2 separate regions of the Homo sapiens genome follow, and region 2 is linked to region 1. A link is a loop called in an ENCODE intact Hi-C map of the cell type or tissue named here. Cell type or tissue: PC-3. All regions are shown on one strand. Each heading gives the region's core, and the rest is flanking DNA. Links, peaks and the distances in the headings are about the cores only.

Region 1 (10,842 bases), core at 2,643-7,642:
CCAATTTTCTTTTTAATGTGCTAAAAATAGCCAATAAGCTGTTCTTACATGCTTATCTGTAAGGTGTTCTATACTGGTCATCTTTTTGCTTTGTCCCTGTCTCCCTCCTCCAATGGAGTTACTACCTAAGAGGTAACAAAAACCTATGACAGGATACATTATGTCTACAACTGTCCTGCAGGCCCTGGTATAACATTCCAGAGAACTTGGTAGACAGCAAAAAGAATGGCAACTTTACAGGGGTAGGATGACCTAACATCTTTAGTCTCTACCTGCTATTTCCCTTGTAGAGATGTGTAAATAAATGTGGGAATGTAAATGGAGGAGAAGACTAGGGAGTAAAATTAATAAAGGGTTAAAGTAATTTTATTATTGAAATATATGAAGAAAATACAAATATTTAATGCATCAAGTGTATTATGTTACATATAAAAGTAATCTTTAGTTAAGTTGTTAAATCTATTAGTACTCATTTAATGATTAGAAGAGGTATTTGGTTTTTTAAGGAAGTTTTATTTTAAAAAAATGAGGCCCATACACTTTTTAAAAGTTTATAGTGAATTAAATTATTTACTTACTTATTTGCAAGTGTTACTAGTCTCATACTTAATGCATATCTCTTTTTTTTGCAATTTAGATAACTGGGCAAAGTGTTTCTAAAAACTAATGCCTAGTTATAAATTTTAAATTTATATATTTGGTTACTGAATTGCAGACATTGCTTGAATTAGTGAAATCAACATATAACTAAAATTACCACTATGGAAATTATCTTCAGTCTCCTTTAACTTTATGAAAAATACTAACATTTATCTTTATCTAGTTCTTTTATGGTAGAGATGGTAATTAACATAATATCCAGTATGTGTATTTAGTAGACAAAGAATTCATAGACTTGGATTCTGGATTTGGCTAAGTACCACCTGGCCTTGTGATTTTGCATTATTTGTTTTTATCCCTGGCCATAATTTGTTCATTTTAAAAGCAAGAACTTTAAAGTAACTTTTATTTATCATAATGTAAAATATAATAAAATGAAACTGCTGTAATTTTTCAGAAAGTTTTCTGGTAGGATTTGGCTTGTCTCAGTGTTTTCCATTTTTATCCTTTAGGAAGAGCTAGCAGAATAATAATCTTTTTTCTTTCTTTTTATAGAAATTATGAACCACTCAAAACACAACCCAAGAAATATGCCAAATCCAAGTATGACTTTGTAGCAAGGAACAACAGTGAGCTCTCGGTTCTAAAGGATGATATTTTAGAGGTAATATAATTTTTTCTTTTTTATACTCTTAATAAAGTAGTTTTATTGTATTACTCTTTTGGTATATAACTAAACTTTCCTTCAAAAGTATTATATTACTAAAGACGTAGTATATTAGAAATATCTACATCTATTTAGTAGGGGTATATAGATACTCCTTCTAAGGGGATAGCTTTAGAATACTCCTTTATTTGTTTTTTGTGGGGAGTGGCAGGGTGGGTTTTTTTTTAACTTCCTTTGCTCTCTTCCTTGCCCTCTTTCTTCTTCTGATATTTATTCATTTTGGAGTCAAGACTAGTTAACAATTCAGATGTGGATGCACATAATAGTTCAATAAGAGACAACATTCTTTTTTTAATCCTATATCCTTGCACAGATATACTCAGCAGTCATTGAGCTAATAATGTTAGGGATAATCCACCACAACACCAACTTCTCTTTGTTAGATTCTAATTGACAGTTCATCTTCTTGAATATATAAGGTGAATTATCACAATAAATTTTGTAAGGAAAAAAAGTAATTTTTATATACTTTTTCTTTCTATCACCAAAATGGAGACAATGGGGCTTTCCAAAAGAGTCATTTTAGTCCTTAAGTCCTTTAAGTACTTTAGTCCTTAAGTACTTCAAATAATGCAGGCTGTTCTTTGGAGGTAAAATGGACCTTGGGTAGATTCACCATAATGATACCTTACCTACTGTATACTCATAAATGTCTTCTTAGTGTAATTCCTGAGAATCATTCAATCAACACTATGTTGATGCTGAGTTAATTATCAGAAGTAGAAAAATTTTCTTTGTTGAAGTCTAGGGAACTTCTTTCGTAGAATGGCTTTTATATGGAAATTATACCTTTATTTTCTTGTACATGACAGATACTTGATGATCGGAAGCAATGGTGGAAAGTTCGAAATGCAAGTGGAGACTCTGGATTTGTGCCAAATAACATTTTGGATATTGTGAGACCTCCAGAATCTGGATTGGGGCGTGCTGATCCACCTTATACTCATACTATACAGGTGAGCATGATTTCTTAGTAAAATGTAGTATGTACACATTTACGAAGTTATCACTCTTAAGTAGGATTTAAACACCTTTGTGTATTGATCATTTTGAGATGTAGTTGGTTATATATTTTTTCTAGAGTAATTGGTGGGGGAGTGGCAATGGTGAGAGACACAGGGAAGAATTACACATATGTTTTCTGATTTACTTCTAGAAATTGTTCAAGATGTTTAGCAGTAGGTACCTGATTCTCTGAATGCTTTTTTTCCCCAATCTGTAGTATTTCTGACATTTGAAGAAATGGTATTTCTGTCTTTTTACCCACAGCTCTGCTATCCACCAGGGGCTTCCTCTTGATAGAGGATGGCACTGATATCACGGCATGGTGTCCAGCAGTTCACCTTCACCAGCCCTTGCTTTCAGTCTCTTAAATGTTCTGCCACTGACCAGCCTTGAACTTGCACTCATCTCACCTTACACTAATACATGAGTACCTGTTCACCTGGATTACAATATTTTTCCTCTCTTGATTTTAAGATTAAAAGGTACTTAGGATATAGATTAGATAGGTCAGGCTCTCTCTTCTTGTTCATTGAAGGCCCATGAAGGTCCATTCTTATGGCCCATGCCACATTTTCAGGATTTCAGTGACCCTGGTCAGCTCATTCACCCTAACATCTGAATTAACTTGCTCTTAAACTCCGGAATTTTAGACCTGTGCCAGGCTCTCTAGAGTTAGGTCTGTAAACAAAGACAGAATGGATGGACTCTCTCAGGTACAGCCAGTGAACCTGGGGTGGCTTCTCATTCCCCCAGAAAGAACTCTTTTAATTTTCAAAGTCTCGAGAAAAAGATCACATCTGACCTCATAATAATGTCATGAATTTGAGTAGAAGCTGCGTAGAATATGCAGTGAAATAGTTAATTTTTATGCCAGATCTAGGCTTAAAAAAATACAGATTGTCCAAAGCTGGAATTGTGGTCATACTTCTGCTGCCGTGACAATTTATTTCAGTACTTTTGGCTCCTCATGACATTCATGCCTGGTGTCAGTCCTGTGCTTATCCAGAGGGACTTGGCCTTACTAGAATCCATGAATCAAGCAAACATTCAAAATAAAGAATTTGTGTATAGTTTCTCTATCTCGGTAACTTAAAGTGATGGCAATGGAAATTATTTGCTGTGTTATGTTTTGGCTGGCCTCATGTGCATATATATATTATGTACTTATTTTATGTTCATCATTTGTCATTAGCTGTTGATGCCAAAGAAGGAGTTTGAGTTATTCAAGGTATGGTCTCCTCCATTTCCCATGGGTTTTTGAAGTGAATTTTCTTAGTTTTTATACCTTTTTCTTTTCTTAGTTCCTACTTTTCTGAGTTTAATATCTGTTTACCTAATATAATATATGCTTCTGTCTGGTTCATGAATACCAGTTCTTCATTTTCTTTCCCATAGAGGTAGTATATGCTTGAAACCTATACTTAAAATAATGGTAGAGTACATACCTTTGGGCTATATCAACTAATTTTAATATGCAGGTCATGGTAAGCTATGAGAAGCACTATTCATAAAGGATATCCCTGATCCCCATATGTGAGCAAAAGGCAAGAGTTTATATTTTAAGTTTTGAAAACAATTATCCAAATTTGTTTTATTTGTGTGTGTGGTTGCTAGGAATAAGCAAACTGCGATAAAATAAAAAACATGCAAATAGTATGAATTCTATAATAGGAATTTTCTCCTACCTGATATTCCTGAAAAGTTTAATATCTCTTACCTTTTGCTGTTTACTGTTCAGTCTTGTCTTTTTCTTTAATTCTGATTCTTGGCTTGAGCCATAAGTTGACTTTTCTGTTTAAAAGGTTGCTTCTGTCTAAAACTGAACCAAAACTATTAATATATATCATACGCAGGGAAAGTATTTTCAGAGAATGTCAAACCTATTCCTCCTTTCTTAAACAGAACCTCATCTTTTATTTTTGTCAACTTTGGCACAACCCAAGAAATGTTTTTAAGAGTTCACAAGTTTCAGGAGTTTGTTTTGCTACTTTATGTAAATAGAAACTTGTGGTTCTTATAGGGATTGCCTATTTGGCTATTTCGTTTTAAACTTTTCAACACTATCCTACTCTCTTCTTAAAAATTCGGGTTGCAACTACAAATGTAGTGGTGTGTGTAGAAATGTGTACAGAAGCTTTCTGTGTGTATGCAGAAGCGTATGCTGTTCAGGTTGAGGGCCCTACTTTGAAAATGTATTAAAAACAATCTGCTTTTTAACACCTCCTGAAAATTTTGGGCTGAGCTCAACAAAACCACTAAGACCTTGTAAAATTTTAATAAGCAAGCTTCACAGTCTGCTTTGCTATCTGCTATCTGGCATAAATCCTACTCTAAAAGGATTCCTATTCTCAAAACATTTATAATATATTCTTTAAAAAAAGAATAGAGTAAAATGGAAAAGAAAACATCCTTGGAAATATGTGCCAGTCATTTTTCTATCTCTACAACAGTAGATACCCATATCTACTGTTTCATATCTCTACAACAGTAGATACCCATATCTACTGTTTTATATCTCTACAACACCAGATACCCATATCTAAAATATCTAAGGAAGAATCCTGCAACTTATTTCAGAATGATAATTAAGATACCACCATATTTATGTAGATTCCACTGATCCTAATACCCTAACCTTATAAAACTCAACTGGATTACAATTTTATGTCTTACTCATCTTTTTATTCACTCATTCCACAAATACATATTGAGTACTGGCATCTCACACACTTGGTAAAAAGAACAATAGAAAGCCTAGCGCCGAGCAGATCCTTCCCGAAAGCCTGCATGAGTCCACAGGTCATCTGCCATGGCTTTGCTCCTTCCTGCATGCTTGCTGTATCAAGAGCAGCGTGACCCTCTTTCTCCTCCTCAGATATGGCCCACACATTTGTTTTCTCTTCCATCTGTCTCTTTCATCCAGTGATATCAAAACTTTGAAGAAATATAAAGAAACTTTAACAAAAATATTTTAGATTCCTGCACCATGCTGCCAAAAGGAAGCAATGATTCATTACTTAAATTTGCTTCACATTCACAGAAAACAACATTCACAGATACTCCTCTCTAGAGAAGATATGCCCGTGGCCAGTGCTCATGCTGTGCCAGGCATTGTTTGAGCACTTCGCAAATCCAAATTCATTTGATTCCCACAACAACCTTGTGAAGGAGGCACATTTTTTTGTAGGAAACTAAGGTGTAGGAGAAATAATTTGCCCAGATTTATACAGCTGTATGAAGCCAGGATTGGGCCCCAGCACTCTGGATCCAGAGCCTGTGCTGTGTTGCATTCTGCTGTTCTAGAGAATAGTGATTATAAAAGGTTCTCATTTCGGGTGGGCACAATGGCTCACGCCTGTAATCCCAGAACTTTGGGAGGCCGAGGCAGGCAGATCACTTGAGGTGAGGAGTTTGAGACCAGCCTGGCCAACATGGCAAAACCCTGTCTCTACTAAAAGTACAAAAATTACCCAGGCATGATGGCACACACCTGTAATCCCAGCTACTCAGGAGACTGAGGCAGGAGAATCGCTTGAACCCAGGAGGCAGGGGATGCGGTGAGCCGAGATTGTGCCACTGCACTCCAGCCTGGCGACAGAGCGAGACTCCGTCTCAAAACAAGAAGAAAAAGAAGAAAAAACAAAGATTGTCATCTCTTTTTGTATAAACCCATAGTTTTTCTCTGTATTAATGTTTAAAGTGATATTTTCTCAGAATAGCTTTACTTTGCATTATACTGTGATAAAAGTTGATCTGATCAGTCACAATCCTTGGAATTTGATTTTTGCTTTATGTATCCATTCACTGGATTTCATGGTATTGTTCATTATTTTATAATTTAGGAAAATAACCCAAATTATATGATTTACTTAGAATAGGACATTTTTGTAAGTGGTGGAAATAAGGGAATTAGATGTAAACTATTTCCATGCAACATCTGTGAGTCACCAAATACTTAAAAAAAGGGACAGTCATGACTCTTATTTTTATACCCTTACATTTCCTATAAAGACATATATATAAATAATGGCAGTTTCTGGGTGAAGGGCACAAGTGCAGCTCTTGCCTATTGTTCACACACTTTTTATCAGAGATTCTGTTCTGATGACAGGGATGCTCATACCAGGCAGTGAATAGGTGTTGAATTGCCACCTGGTGTCCCTGAGAGTCTAGGCTATTTAATATCCTCACATTTGAAGTGATTTTTAACAGCTCTGTAAAGACAACCATTCCCACCTAATGTATTTCCCCCATGGCTTCAGCAAAGTTTTAAACATAAAAGAGAAAGTAATAAAAATTTACAAAAGATATTGACACAAAAGATTGAATAAACCACAGAGAAAAGGAAGTAAATGCTGAGGAGAGATTATGGAGAGATAACATGTCTTGATAAAAATGTTGTAGAGCATTCCAAGGCTTTGTAGTATTTTAGCTGGGCAGCAGATGGACATCCAGGGTTCTTTCTCCCCACCTGGAAGCTACTTGCCACATAAAGTTTCCTGATCTTTATTTTGACTTGATTCTCTGACCTCTAGCCCTGTGACTGCTCGTCTGCTAGAATTACCCTTTTGCCCATTTAAATTTGCAAGGTATATGCCAAGAGCAGAAACCACCTCCTCCCGTGATGTTATTTATTATATATCCAATGGACTGACTAAAGAAGTCTTTCATATATTCTTAATTATTATCTATGCGTTTATTATTGTTATAGGTATTCTTACTCTACCAAGATGCAAGTAATTATGAATGTCCAGTCTCTGTGGTCACGTGAATTCAACAAAACGTTTCCCATATTCTTTATTGTCTAGCAAGAGATACTGTAATATGATACTGTGTGAAAAGCCCCAATCTAGGTATTGGTAGGTGAGGGTTCTAGTCCTTAAAGAGAGCATTTTATTTTTCTGTGTTCCAATTTGCTTGGTCATGAAATAGAAGGAGTCAGTTATGTGATCTCTACAATCCAGTCTAGGTATAAAATCTTCTCATTCATTATATACATGTTTAAATCACCCTAAAATAAAAGTGGAAATGTTTTGTACAGGTGACTACTAAACCGCTAACACTACTAATTTCAGCCTATGTTATTAGTGCTCTGTTTTTTAAGCTCAGTACAGACATTTAGCTACTGCTGGATAGAGTGACGATTTTACCAAAGATGGCTTATATTCTTCCAGCCAGGCCAACCTCCTGATAATATTCAGTTCTTCAAAAGTGTTTTTTAAAAATTAATATCAGAAGACTCTGCTCATTAATTATAGGCATGGTTTTTAGACAAAGATGTTTACTTTTTATTCTGTCACATGTATTGACATTTTCCCAGAGACTTCTTAATGATAATTTGAATAATACCCACTATAAATATATATATGTGTTTTTATACATATATAAAGTATTGATAATTACTGTCTGACATGCACATGTACATAATTTTATTAAATGTTCTATGTTCAGGCTGCTTAGAAAGTTTGAAACTAAAGCTCATTACAATCACACGATAATGCATGCAGTATTACCTTCTGTAAAATCAGCTAATTAAACAAGAATAACTCTTACATGTAATGCATTCTAATTGTATTCTTTATGAGCAATAGGAATAAAATAAACCTATATCTTAGTATTTTACTTGAATATACAAATAGTTACTGTTGAAGTACTTTACACGGTTTCTACTATAGTAGAATCTATATGATTAGTTTTCCATGGCTAGATAGTGATGGGAATTAATTATAGATTTACAGGCTCCTTCACTGGTTGATTGTGGGCATGTAATTTTACTGTCAGGCTAATTTACTCTTTCTGATATTTGATGTGAATTATAATTGATATTATTTTAATTCCATTTCCTGTATTAATTTTCTCATTTGATGTGATTTGCTCCATTTTCCTAATAGCAATTACTTGGCGAGCTGTCAGAGGTAACCCACATTCGTTCCCTCATGGCACTTCTTTTTAATATAATTTTTTGGATTCAGTCTCTCAACTTAACACCCTCCAAATGTTCCAGCTGTGCTTAGTTTTCACTGCAGAGTTCCCAAATAACCAAATTTAGAGGAAAAATGTGTAATTTAGAGTAGGTTAAATATTTAAGAACAGTTCAATTTTAATGGCTTTGTTGCGCTTACTTGCATAATTTCCCCTCTGAAGCAGCATCTTGTATGAATCAGGATCTTATCTCTCAATAGCATTCTTTAATTCTTTAGAATTTCTACTCAGCTTAAGTTGCTAAAGAAAAGTGACTCATTCCAACTTAATTATCAATAGGAAAGTAAATTTCCTATGAGGTCTATTAATTCTGCCTTCTTTCAGAGAAAGAGAGACAAAAAGATAGATTTTGCTTTTAACAGAACTTTGTGTTTGTGGGCTATCACAGGCAAGAGTAAGGAAGTGACAGTTGGGTGCAAAAGTAGGTCCACACCAGGCTGACCAACCCTCCCAGTTCCCAGCTGGGGAGTCTGAGGGGTTTGTGAAGATGTGGAACTTTCAGTGCTAATTACTGGGAAAGTCTCAGGCCAACCAAGAACAGTTAGTCAGAATTTCTTTTTTGGATTTGGAGCTTCAGTACGTTGGTTCAGGAGAAAAAAGTTCAGAGTGCACTTCTGTTCTCCAAGACATTACGTAAACTGAGATACGTTGGAATCATTAACTCTGTAGCTTCAACAAAAAATAGCCAAAAGACAGACATAAGGAAAGGAAGAACAGTAGTTGGGTGTTAGGTAAAGAGGAGTAGAGAAGCTAGGGAGGGAGACAGAAAAGTGACGTTAGGAGTCAGTGCTGATTCTTTTTCTTCCACATGAAGAATTTCAAACCAGTTTCCATGGAAGAGCTGTCTAGGTTGCCATTCAGAACCAGTTGTCACGATTCAAGGAAGGTACTTTGCCCCTTTTAATGTCAGAGGTTGGAAACATGGGGCAGGAGGAGAGGACTAAGGAAAGAGGAAAATATGCAAGTAAATATAATTTATGGCATACATTTTCATATGGGTTTCTTTAATCAAATATGTATTTTAAACCTATTATTTTGGTAGGTCATACTGATAAAGTTGCATTATGTAACAATGGCATGAATGAAATAAAGCACAGAACATTTGGTGAGTTTGTTTTCAGGCTTGATTGTGACAGTAACACAGTTTATTCACTTTCTCACAATAGTATTTGATGAATAGCAAAAGCAAAAATTATGAATCATATGGAAAGCAGGGCTCATGGCATTTTTGTTTGTTTAGGCTTTAAAAACAATAATTGAAACTATGATGCTTTTGAAACACTAATGTGAGAATTCATTTGCCCTTCATGAAATTACGTGCAGAGGACATTCTTGTCAAGGGAACATTGCATATACATTAATCAGATGACTTTGGTGTGTGCTAAGTATTACATTCTGGTGATGTTTGCTGTATTTTGACTGCTTTAAGTATTTTATTGGCCCAAATATAGGAAGATTGTTTGTGGGGAATAATAATAACAATTCATTCTTTCATTCTAATACAGTATTGAATACATTAAAAATATTTCTAAGCCTTGAATGCTAAGGGGATTAGCAACTCAGTTTCTGTCCCACCTAACTCCTTCTCTTACTCTGAGAATCTTACCCTTTACTCCCTCCTTCCCTCCTGTCCTGCCTCTCTCCTCCTTGCCCTCCTTCTTCCCTCAGCATCTACCAGCATTATAAACACTCCTTTCAGATATACTTCCATCCTTTCATAATACGCTTCCCACTTCCTTGACCCCATCCCACTGGTCAGTGAGTAGTAGAGCGAGCTGAAAAGAATGAGGGCTCCTTCCCACACCGGTTTCCACAGGTGTTAGTCATTTGCCGTGAAGTGGACTGATGAAGGTTGATGTGTTGTTTTTGAGTAATAGTTTAATTAAAAAGTGATGTGTCTGTGTGTGGTGTGTATTTTTGTTTTTGATCTCTGTGGAAATTGGGAGGACTCTGTTAAAATCAATACTACCTGATATTTGGGCCATTTTAGAATTTAAAAGTAAATACTGTTCTAATCAAAGGACCAGATTACCAAAAGGTCTTTTTGCATGTAATATGCTAATCCTAAATTAGAATAATTAAAATTGTGCCAGTGCAGTATCTAAACTTTGCCTTAATTACAAATAATTGTCCTGTATCTTTGATTCTAAAAAGAAAATGTGCCTTTTGAGAATTTGGAGACTCTCACAATGCATTATCTATTAAAATTATTTTACTTAGATTTAAAGTGTTAACTATTATGTGTGTTTTAAATAGGGAATATGCACAAATGCTGTTTTATAAGTATGCCTAACAATCATGATTTTAAAATTATTAAAAAGCATTTTGTCACACCTACCTTTTTTAATACAAATGGCCACAGGTCCCTTTCTAGTATTCGTTTGTAAGTTGCAATCATAAACATTTAAAGACCATACCATTACCCTCACAACCATCCACCCCGTGACATTTCCATTTTAACAAGGGAAATTTCTAATTTTAATAAATTAGCATTAAGATGATGGCAGAAAAAGTTATGCCTTGAACAA
Region 2 (10,842 bases), core at 3,141-8,140, 140 kb before region 1:
GAGATAGTGTTTATCAGATTTTTCCACTTTTCTCCACCTTTTTCATGCTGTGCTCTTAGAAGGAAGGAACTGTGTATAGCCTATACTTAAGGAGTAGAGAGTTATGCTTCCCCCTTTGATGGTAGAAATCTATATAAATTATTTGGATATTTTTCTCCGTGGGAGATTTGTCTCTTCTCCCCCATGTATTTATTTACTCAATCATATTTATTTTGTTCTGGACTCATGGATATATATATATTATATAAATATAAAATCTATCTATCTATCTAAATATTTTGGGTTATAATACAATGCTACTTTGTTACAGCTTGACTCCAGTGCCTCTTTGACATACTACCATCAATGTGAATTTTGTTTTTTTGGAAGCATTTCCTTACTTTCTGGTATTATGAGATGCTCTAGGTTCATCTGTATACATCTTGCCACAGTCCTAGAATCAGTCATTTCTCCAAGGAATCTGGATCATTTTGTTGGGGAATGGTGTTAGAAACCAAGATCTGGGTGCTAGGTGTGCTTGTTGCTACTGTGGTATCATTGCTTCTAGGTTCTCTCATGTGACAAAGCAAGAAATACATGTGTGTATATGAACATATCTGTACATATTTTTATGTAACAGTTTGTATCCATGTTTAACTATGAATTTACATTTTATCTGTAATGCTAATTCATTACCACAGGTATCATTCTAGCCTTCTCCCTTTGTTTATATGTAAACTTACTCCAACAGTGAGAAGAAACCTGGTTTGCACCATCTGCCATACATTTGCTTAATCATTCATTTCTATCATAGATGTATAGCAGCATTGGAATTGTTAACCTGTGCTCCCATGGGAAACAACTTTAGCATCAAGAGTACAGTGTTTATGTACTATTCCTTTTGCTTTTAGTCTCACAGCTTCTACTCATTTCTAGAGTTAGTCAGCTAAGCACCTTTCCTCCTATCCTTTTCAGTGAGATTGTAGCACACATTTATAATACAGTTAGATTTCTTTGTTACAATCTGCATTCCACCTTGGGATTCCTTGACCTTCTAAATGATTTGCTTACGTTTGCATACATTAAAGTTTACTCTTTGTCCTGTGAAGTTCTTTGGGTTTTGACAAATACTTAATTTGATGTAGCTATCCTTATAGGATCATAGTATCATACCGAATAATTTCAACACATTACAAATCCCCTGGGCTTCACTCATAACCTCTGTGAGCCCCTCTCCCAGAAAACCACGTATCTTTTTACTGTCTCTTTACTTTTGCCTTTTCCAGATGTTGTATAATTGGAATCATACAGCCTTGCCAGACTGGCTTCTTTCATTTAGCAATACACATTTAAGGTTCATCCATGTCTTCCTGAGGTTTAATAGCTCATTTCTTTCTATCATTATCAGATATATCATGGTTTGTTTATTCACCTATTGAAGGATATTTTGGTTGCTTCCAGTTTTTGGCAAGTATGAACGAAGCTGCTATGAATATTCACATGCAGGTTTTTGGGTAGACATAAGTTCTTATATCCGTTGGATAAATATCTAGAAGTGCGATTGCTGGATCCTGTGGTAAGATTATGGTTAGCTTTGTAAGAAATTGCCAAACTGTTTTCCGAAGTGGCTGTACTATTACATTCTCACCAGCAATGAATGTGAGTTCTTATTGCCCCACATCTTTGCTAGCATTTGATTTTGTCAGCTTTTTTGGATTTTACCCATTCTAGTAGGTGTGTAGTAATATGTCATTGTTACTTTAATTTACTATTTCCTAATGACATATGATGTTAACATCTTTTCACATACCCCTTTTCATCTGTACATCTTCTGTGGTGTGATGGCTGTTCAGATCATTTGCCCACTTTTTAATGGGGTTGTTTTCTTATTGTTGATTTTAAGAGTTCTTTATACATTTTGTATACAGGCACTTTATCAGATATGTGTTTTGCAAATATTTTCTCCCAGTTTGGTTTGTCTTTTTATTTTCCTAACAGTGTCTTTGTCAGAACAGATGTCTTTAATTTTAATAAGGCCAACTTACCAATTTCATGGATAGGCTTTTGTGTTATATTTGAAAACTCATTGCCAAGGCTACATAGATTTTATCCTGTGTTTTTCCTAGAAGTTTTATAGTTTTGCATTTTACATTTAGGTATGTGATCCATTTAGAGTTAATTTTTATGAAAGGTATAAGGTCTGTGTCTAGATTAATTTTTTTTTTGCATATGGATTCCTAGTTGTACCAGCACAAGTAAATGTGATTTTTAAATTAATAGATTATAAATTGCTTAGAATTGAAAATGTTTTTATTAAAATTTTTATTACATGTTCTGCAAAATTACTTACTGTAAACAGTTGAGAAATGACTTAGAAACCAATATATAATACAGCATGTACTGTGTGCTGAGATTTATTTCTAGACATTGTACATAATTCATTTTCCTCTTTTTTTTTTTTTTTTTTTTACTAACTCAGAGATGCTTCTTTGTGAAAATGGAATTGTTAGTATAGAGTAACATCTGTCAGTTCTTTTAGATCTTATCATAGGGAATAATAGTTTGATTTTTCACAAAAAGGATCTGGAATAAAGGATTTGCAGGGTGTATGTTGAGAAGAGGCAGTTGATGTATGCACCAGCTAGAAATCTGAGACTTAACTATGTGGTCTTGAATCTTTTCCCATGCTATTCTTCCTGCTACAAGTGACTTTTTTCAAGTACAGTTGACCCTTCAATAGTGCAGCGGTTAGACTCACTGACCCCTGCACAGTCAGAAATTTTTGTATAATTTTTGACTTCCCAAAAACTTAACTAGTAACCCTTCTGTTGACTGGAAGCCTTACTGATAACACAGTCTGTTAACACACATTTTGTATATTATATGTATATTACATTGTATTCTTACAATAAACTACAGAAAAGAAAATTTTATTAGGAAAACCATAAGGGAGAGAAAATCCAGTACTGTATTGTACTTATTGATATTGTAAGTTTTTGTTTGCTTACCAGATGACTCCTCTTTCTGAAAAGGTGGGGGAATGGAGGGGCAGGGCTGGGAACTGCAGCTGCAGACCTCAATCTATGGTACATACCAAGCAATTCAACTTTATCTCTCATAATGTCATGACTTTTCTCTGTTTCTTGGGAGCATTTCTGGCATCTCTAGTGGCACGTTTTCATTCAAGGTTTATGGTATTGTACCAAACAGGATGAAAAATACAAGAGAACACCAAGAAATCATTTTTTACTGTGATACACAATTTACCGGAGAGATGAACTGCTCACGCAGAGATGATTAACATCACACAGTGGACTAAGCGGTTACTCACAACACTTGAGCTCGCTGCAATAACAACAGGAGGTGGCTATGAAATTATTACAGTAGTACAGTATGTACTACAGTTAATTGTATGCAGTTAGGACTTAATACTGCATCTTTACATTTGTTTACATTTCTCTTGACCGCGAATGATACTATGTATCGTGTGTGTGTAAGTTTTGATAAATTTTAATTTTTTCTAATAAATTTTATGGTTACTACCATAAAATGATAAAGTAGACTAGTATTTATATACATATTATGCATTCATGACATACCTAACTTTTTTCTTAATGTTTTTGTTATCCTGGCTACGTGGTTTGTCTGTGTTTTTATTGTATTTATTTATTTAAAAAAATTTTTTGAGACAGAGTCTCACTGTCACCCAGGCTGGAGTGCAGTGGCGCCATCTTGGGCCTACTGCAGCCTCAACCACCCAGGCCCAGGTGATCCTCCCCATTCAGCCTTCTGAATAGCTGGAACCATAGGCATGTATCACCAGGCCTGGCTAATTTATTTTTATTTTTATTTTTTGCAGAGACAGGATCTCTCTGTGTTGTCCAGGATGGTTTTGAACTCCCAGGCACAAGCAGTTCTTCCAAGTTGGCCTCCCAAAGTGCTGGTATTACAGGCATGAGCCACCACACCCAGCCCGAGTGTTTTTAAATTGTCACAAATCTCCAAAAATTTTTCCAAATATATTTATTGAAAAAAATCTGTGTATAAGTGGACCCATGTAGTTCAAACCTGGCTTTTCAAAAGTCAAATGTACCTCTCTTTTGGTATACATTTTGTGTTATTGATATTGTGATGTACTATAGTTTACATATTTGTCCTCTCCAAAACTCATGTTGAAATTTCATCCTCAATGTGAGAGTGTTGAGAGGTGAGGCCTTTAAGAAGTGATTGATCCATTCATGAATTAATGGATTAAGGGGTTATCATGGGAGTGGGACTGGTGGCTTTGTAAGAAAAGGAAGAGAGACTTGAGTGAGCACATGAGCACACTCAGCCCCCTTGCCCTGTGATGCTCTCTGTTGTCCTGGGATTCTTGGAGAGTCCCCACCAGCAAGGAGGCTCTTAGCAGATGTAGCCCCTCGACCATGGACTTCTTAACCTCCATAACTGTAAGACATAAATTCCTTTTCTTTAGAATTACCCATTTCAGGTATTCTGTTATAAGCAACAGAAAACAGAGTAGGACAGGATTAGAAATATTTATAATGTTGCACTAAAGTTAGAACCAGTAGTCTTCAAGAAGCAGGTGGAGCAGCTCACATAATAATAGTACCTTTTGTGTGGCAGGTGTTACATACATTATCTTCTTTCACTGTTACAAGAGCCCTTTAAGGCATGCTTCTTTATCTCAGAATTACAGATAAAGGAATAGGCCCAGAAAGAAAAAGTGACTTGTGTCACACATGGGGAGAAAGGGACCGAATTGGGATGAGAACCCTGACCTGACTCCAAAATCCATGCCCTTTCCACTTGGTTGTGCTGCCCTTATTAAAGAAAAAGGGCAAGGATGGCCAGAGTGTCCTTAATTACATTCTTTTATTTAATACTGTGCTATATACTTGCTCAAATTACTACTGTGCCAAACAAGAATAGCGAAAAAGTTTGTGTATTTAAGCTCCACAAAGATTCTTCTAGCTTTGTTTTCTGTTGACTCATCTGTATCCTACTGACCAGAGGTATGTGGTGATGGAACACGGTTGTTTTAAAGAATGAGGATCTTTTAAAAAGAAACATTTGTGGGGAATTAGACAAAATAAAGCAAATAATGGTAGCATTAGCTAGTTATTTCTTTCTTTCCCTCATTGTATTTAAAGCTTCTCAAGGGCAGGGAACTGAGTCAGTTAAGTTCCCTGATGTATTTAAGGCCAACATATGACCATATGTGTCAGCCATATGACACACTCACAAAAGGCTTGCTGAATGAAATTAGCACTTATTATCATATTTTTACATAAATACTTAAAAGGGCATGAGTTTTCCTCACATAGGAAGTTGAGCATTACTACATTTCATTTGTTTATTCATTCATCTTTTATCGAGTGTTTGTTGAGTATCTGTTCTGTGCCAGACACCAGGAATACAAAGATGAGTAAGACAGGATCTCTGCCTTTTGTTGTCAGAAGGCTCAGAGAATGGAGGCAGCCAGACACCCGTTTTAGTACAGTGTGGAGCTGAAGGAAGTATATATTAAAAAACAAACAAACAATGGACTTTGGAATCAGACCTTATCTGCCTTGGTTTTCTTATCAAAGAGGTGGAAATGTCAAGTAGGTACTATTATCCATGGAGGATGTTAAATGAAAAGTGTGTATGCCTGTGTGTGTGTGTGTGTGTGTGTGTGTGTGTGTGTGTGTGTGTGTGTGTTTATCCCAGCACATAGCAGAAAGGAGAGCCTCACTGTGGCCGAGGGAGTCAGAAAAGTCTTTACTGGGGAAGGTGATGTTTGAGTCTCATAGAATGAATTTTTGAGGCAAAGCGAGACGCTCATCTCTCTCCAGGTAGAAAGATGAGCATGTTTGACATGTGCGGAATAGGTTGGCATGATGGGAGTGGTGGGAAATTCTGCACATTCCCACATTCAGAGCTTACGGGAGTATTAGAAAGAACTGAATGAGCAGTTATTTTTCATTTTTGTAAGTAACAATACAATAGAGTATTCATTACATTGTAGCAGAAGAGAATAAAGATACCAAACCTGTTTAAGAATTGCATAAATCTTCTCTTCTAGTCACATGGCCTTCTAAATGTAGCTCTTTATGTAGCAAACAAATTCATGTGTTCTTTTTCAGTCCTGTGATACTCAAGTGATTATATGGAATTTAAGAAAGAGAACTTGCATGTTTTTGGGTGAAATTGGAGGTCCTGTTTCAAACCATTCTTACATTTAGTAGCATAGCAACAAAAGAATGTAATAATCTATGAAGCCAGATCTAGTCCTGTTTAAGCCTGTCTAAAATTCTAAGCCATAGTTTCTGAACAGAACCTGAAACATACTATTTAGGAATGTACTAAAAAATAACTTGTTAAATGAATTATGTGCTTGATAAGAGATCAGAGTTCTATAATTGAAAAATTGTGTTTTTAATATAAGGGGAGAAGAAAAAGAGAAAGAAAAAATAGTGAGAAAAAAGATTGATAGAAGGAAGAGAAGTTTGTACTTAAATGAGGGAGAAACATTTTTCAAGTCCCTTATTGAGGGCTGTTGAATTATCTTCTGTTAACACCATTAGAATATTACTAAGTTATTCCTTATTATAGAAATACATGTATATTATTGAGATATTTGTTGGTTTAATGCAACAATAGAATGTTTCCAGTATCTGAAGTGGAAAAACAAAGCTGCAAATAAAAATATGTGTAAAATCTGTCTCTTTTGAGAAGACATTGATTACAGTTTATCTAATTTTCTGCAATAATTTTGACATTTAAAGTTGATGGTAATTTTAGACCTGAATGTACAATAAGATGATTTTAAGTGCTCTTTTAGAATTTAAAGAAAGATATACTTTTGATGATAGAGATAGAAGATACTTTTAACTGCTTTGCTAGTGAAAAGTCTGTTACATTTTGCTGGGCAAGGTGGCTCACGCCTGTAATCCCAGCATTTTGGGAAGCCGAGGCAGGCGGATCACCTGAGTTTGGGAGTTCGAGACCAGCCTGACAAACATAGAGACGCCCTGTCTCTACTAAAAATACAAAATTAGCCGGGCTTGGAGGCACATACCTGTAATCCCAGCTACTCGGGAGGCTGAGGCAGGAGAATTGCTTGAACCCGGGAGGCAGGAGGTTGTGGTGAGCCAAGATGGCGCCATTGCACTCCAGCCTGGGCAACAAGAGTGAAACTCCATCTCAAAAAGAAAGAAAGAAAGAAAGAAAAAGTCTGTTACATTTTAAAATCTTGGTTTGCCTTCTTTTTTGGGGACTTGGATTTCTTGAAATTAATTTTGTGAGTAACTTGGTAAATTGATGACTTATTTTCTGCCTGGGCATGCAAACTCTGCATTTGATAGTTTCTTTCATATATGGAAGAAATGAAAACACTACCTTTAAGTAGATTTACTACCTTTATTCCCCCCATAAAGGCATGAACAGCTTGTTTATGTTTATATGCATGCGTACATAATCTCCAATTTCTCTTTGCAGTGTGTTTTCAAAACTTCAACTGTTTTATGACAAACTATATGTGTTTGGGAGTTTACAAATATTATTCTTTAATCCAGGAATGTGAATTTTTGAAACCCTATCTTCAGATTGAGTTGTCCTTACTGTTTTAGTGTTTATCTGTATTCTCAGAACCTCTGTTGCGTGGTCTGTTTTCAAAAAAGTACTGTGTACCATAAACTACAGTGTTTTTGTTTTGTTTTTTGCACATCAAGATCCTTTTAGTCGAGAGAACATTAATTTTGTCAGTAGTTCTTTTATTTAGCTCCTTTGTGGGGCCTTGTTAGATTCTGAATAATTTAATAGCAATGGAATCCTTTCTGTGATAAAAATCTGGTCATTGGTCCAATACTTGTAGCATTATTCACATGATACTCATGCATGCAAAGGTGTGGGATTAATGCGTATGCCTGAAGAGTGTGTGTCAGAGTGTTTTTAATCATTGTTGAAAATCACCCTCTGAAGATTTTCGTGTGCATTAATTCTCAGATTTGCTTAAAGTATTATCACTTCTATTTTAAAATGAATAATCCATGGTGGCCTAGCCTGAACAATAATATGTAAGAAAAATTGGAAAAATTATAACTTCCTTTAAATTTAGGAATAAGGTCTATATTTTTTGTATATTTGTATGTTTGCTATGTTTGCAGAATTACAGAATAAATTGTTTAAAGCATATTTCTTTCTATGTTATTTTAATTTTTTTACATTTCTTACCCAAACTGTTGAAACAAAAAGTTTCAGTCCCAGTTAGTACAACATCCATAAACTTTGTCCACATTTCACATTTTCAGCTTTATCTTAAGACTGGCTACTTTCCATGGTCTTGTCAAGAAAATAGTCTTTTACAACTCTTGAAGCAGATAAATAACCATGTGGGCTTTCCTTCATCACCCCCTTTCCCAACTCTTTTCCTCCTCCCAGCTGTTCCCCCTCCTTTTGCTCGTTTCTGACACCCTTTTTCAATCCTCAGATGGCTTTAATAGAAAAGTATATTTTTCATAACTTTGATAGCTTTCCAATTACTATTCTAACTCTTTCTCACTGCCTGGTGAGATCTCAGTCATGGAGAGAGAAGTCTGAATAAAAGAGACATTCATAGTGGTTATGACAGTGAAGGTTAAGTTTAGGCTGCTAGGGGGTTTGAAACAAAGGAGGGATTGAAGCCTTCATCGCCTTTACCTTATTTGGGTACTAAGTAAGTGATTTTGGAAATAGTAAAATCTCATTATGAAAAGAGTGAAATCTAGTCCGGAATAAATGTGTTAACAGTGCTTAACTTTAACTGGAATGCATCTTAACACCATTCAGTTTTTATACTGATTAGAAAGGTCCACTGTGGTTTTGGTCATATATTAGAACATATGCTGTTGGTTTTTTGTTTTGTTTTGTGTGTGTGTGTGTGTTTTTTTTCATTCTGCTTTGTAAGTACCCCTTATCACTGTAGGGAATTTTAGAATTTGAATTAAAATATATCTTGAGTTATATAATGTAAAAAAAAAATTTATATAGGCTACTCCATGGCATTGTAAAGAATCTTAAAATAGATATAAAAGTGACTTCATCTTACCTCCAATGTCCTTCCTCCATCTATATCTGTTATCTCTAGCTATTTTCATCTTTTCTCTCTGCCAGGCAGTTAGTAGAATAGTTGAAGAATGATTTTATCAGCTCTCATTGGACTACAGGATAAAAGACCTAAAAATATGGGATAATTTAATCCAATGGCTAGCAAATACATTTTGTGTTATGTTTATGGTTTTCAAAGGCATTGATAAAATCAAACTATCATTACTGGGAAATATGAAATTTTCAATAAGATTCCAAACTAATAGATAAAGTGATAAAATGATTGGGAAAACAAGTGGTGGTAGAATCTGATATAAAAATAGTTTGGCGGTAGCAAAAGGGGAAACGCTAAAATTCTCAAGAACCCATCAGCCATTTTTACTAACACTGTGCTCTTCATAAGCTATATCTAGGGAACTTTGATTATATGCTGTAAGGAACAATATATTATTTAAGTGTATATTGAATAAGTATTCAATAAATAACTGCAAAATAAAAGACAGTTCTGAATGTGGAAATTCCTATTCTTGCGAGATTGAGCCAGACATTTCTAGCTAACATTGACGTTATTGGGCTAACGTGGGCATCATTTGGGTTTTGGGTATTAGGTGTAACAAATGCTTGCTGATGCATAGAGGCCAATCTAGGTCTGTGTTAGTTCCTGAGAGTGTGCATGTGAACTTGAGGGGAAGGTTTTTAGAGTAGGTCACTCACCTAAGCCAGCTGTTTTTTTCTCTCTTCCAAAAGAGTACCGGATTGCTCCTTTGCAGGGGCTGACTTGAGAACATGGCTTAACTTTTAAGGCTAGATAAACTAGTTCAGCCAGAAGTGTATTATTTCCCCCCAAAATTACATTTAAAAGCTTCTAGCTATGATCATTTCAGCTGCTTCTTCCTCCCTTTCTAATTATTCTTGCTATTTCTGTTACTGATATCAACCATACCAATCACTGGAAAGGAGAATACTTGGGCAAAAATTTCTTTTAAAAGAAAAATTGCTGGAGAGAAATATGTACACAAATTTATATTGAATATATAATAAAATACATATGGAACTGCCCTTTGTATGTGAAGGTGAGTTTTGTTTGTTGTAGTGGTGTCAGATCTGGTTTGATTCATTTCAGCTTTTTCCAGTGTTCTTTCTTGTGATACGCATATATGAGATAGGAATTTTGCTAAATCATTAGCAGGCCCATTGGCTTAATGTAACCCAATCTAGTTTCTTGATCTAACAGTCCTGGAATATACAACTTTACCTAATAGAAAATAATTTTGTTTCAGTTAATGAAATTTATCTGTCAATAAAGAAATATTAAATAAGTGCCTATTAAGTGCTAGTACTAAATAATGAGAATACTCTAATTGACAAGATAGACAACATTCTTATCCTTGTGGACTGCGTGATGTTAGACACCTAAATGAAAAGAAGCATAAAAACTTAACAGAAGCATCAGGTTCTAGGTAAGGGCTCAAAAATCTGGAAAATAAAGGCTAATCTTTTTTGCTTTTCTCGCCCTCTTTCCTTAATATAGATTCACATTTTTTCCTATTCAAATGTAATGATATTCACATTTTGTATTGTTTTTCTACATATACTGGTACTGTGGATTTATAAAATAAGTCTATTTCCAAATTACATGTATTTTACAATGATTCCACAAAGGAACGTTGGCTATTTATGAGCTTTGGGGAAAATTACAGTATATCAGTACTCCCTTTGAAAGATTTTAAACTATTAAGGTCAATTTAAGATCAGACCAGACAAGTGTGGTTTGTGTCATTTTTATATACGGTA

What was found. Hi-C counts contacts between places; a loop is a spot of excess contacts. Peaks named below come from ENCODE experiments on the same cell type or tissue, not always from the same donor. Only the 100,000 strongest peaks of a DNase experiment are listed, where the experiment ranks them.
Region 2: it touches region 1 in a loop (2.9-fold over the local background); 19 of 110 quality-filtered maps call a loop at or near these places.

The regions. Positions count from the first base shown.
Region 1 is chr12:15,632,144-15,642,985 of GRCh38, reverse strand. EPS8 (EGFR pathway substrate 8, signaling adaptor) reads left to right here. Exons shown (of 21, transcript NM_004447.6): 16 at 1,156-1,264; 17 at 2,140-2,283. Among named protein-coding and RNA genes, the nearest start is that of EPS8, 150 kb to the left of the region's middle. In PC-3, for the core only: no CTCF peak of the experiment used is centred there; no DNase peak of the experiment used is centred there; H3K27ac peaks cover 3,991 bases.
Region 2 is chr12:15,775,322-15,786,163 of GRCh38, reverse strand. All of the region lies in intron 1 of EPS8 (EGFR pathway substrate 8, signaling adaptor), which reads left to right. Among named protein-coding and RNA genes, the nearest start is that of EPS8, 8.6 kb to the left of the region's middle. In PC-3, for the core only: no CTCF peak of the experiment used is centred there; a DNase peak (open chromatin) is centred at 5,393; H3K4me3 peaks cover 1,052 bases; H3K27ac peaks cover 1,875 bases.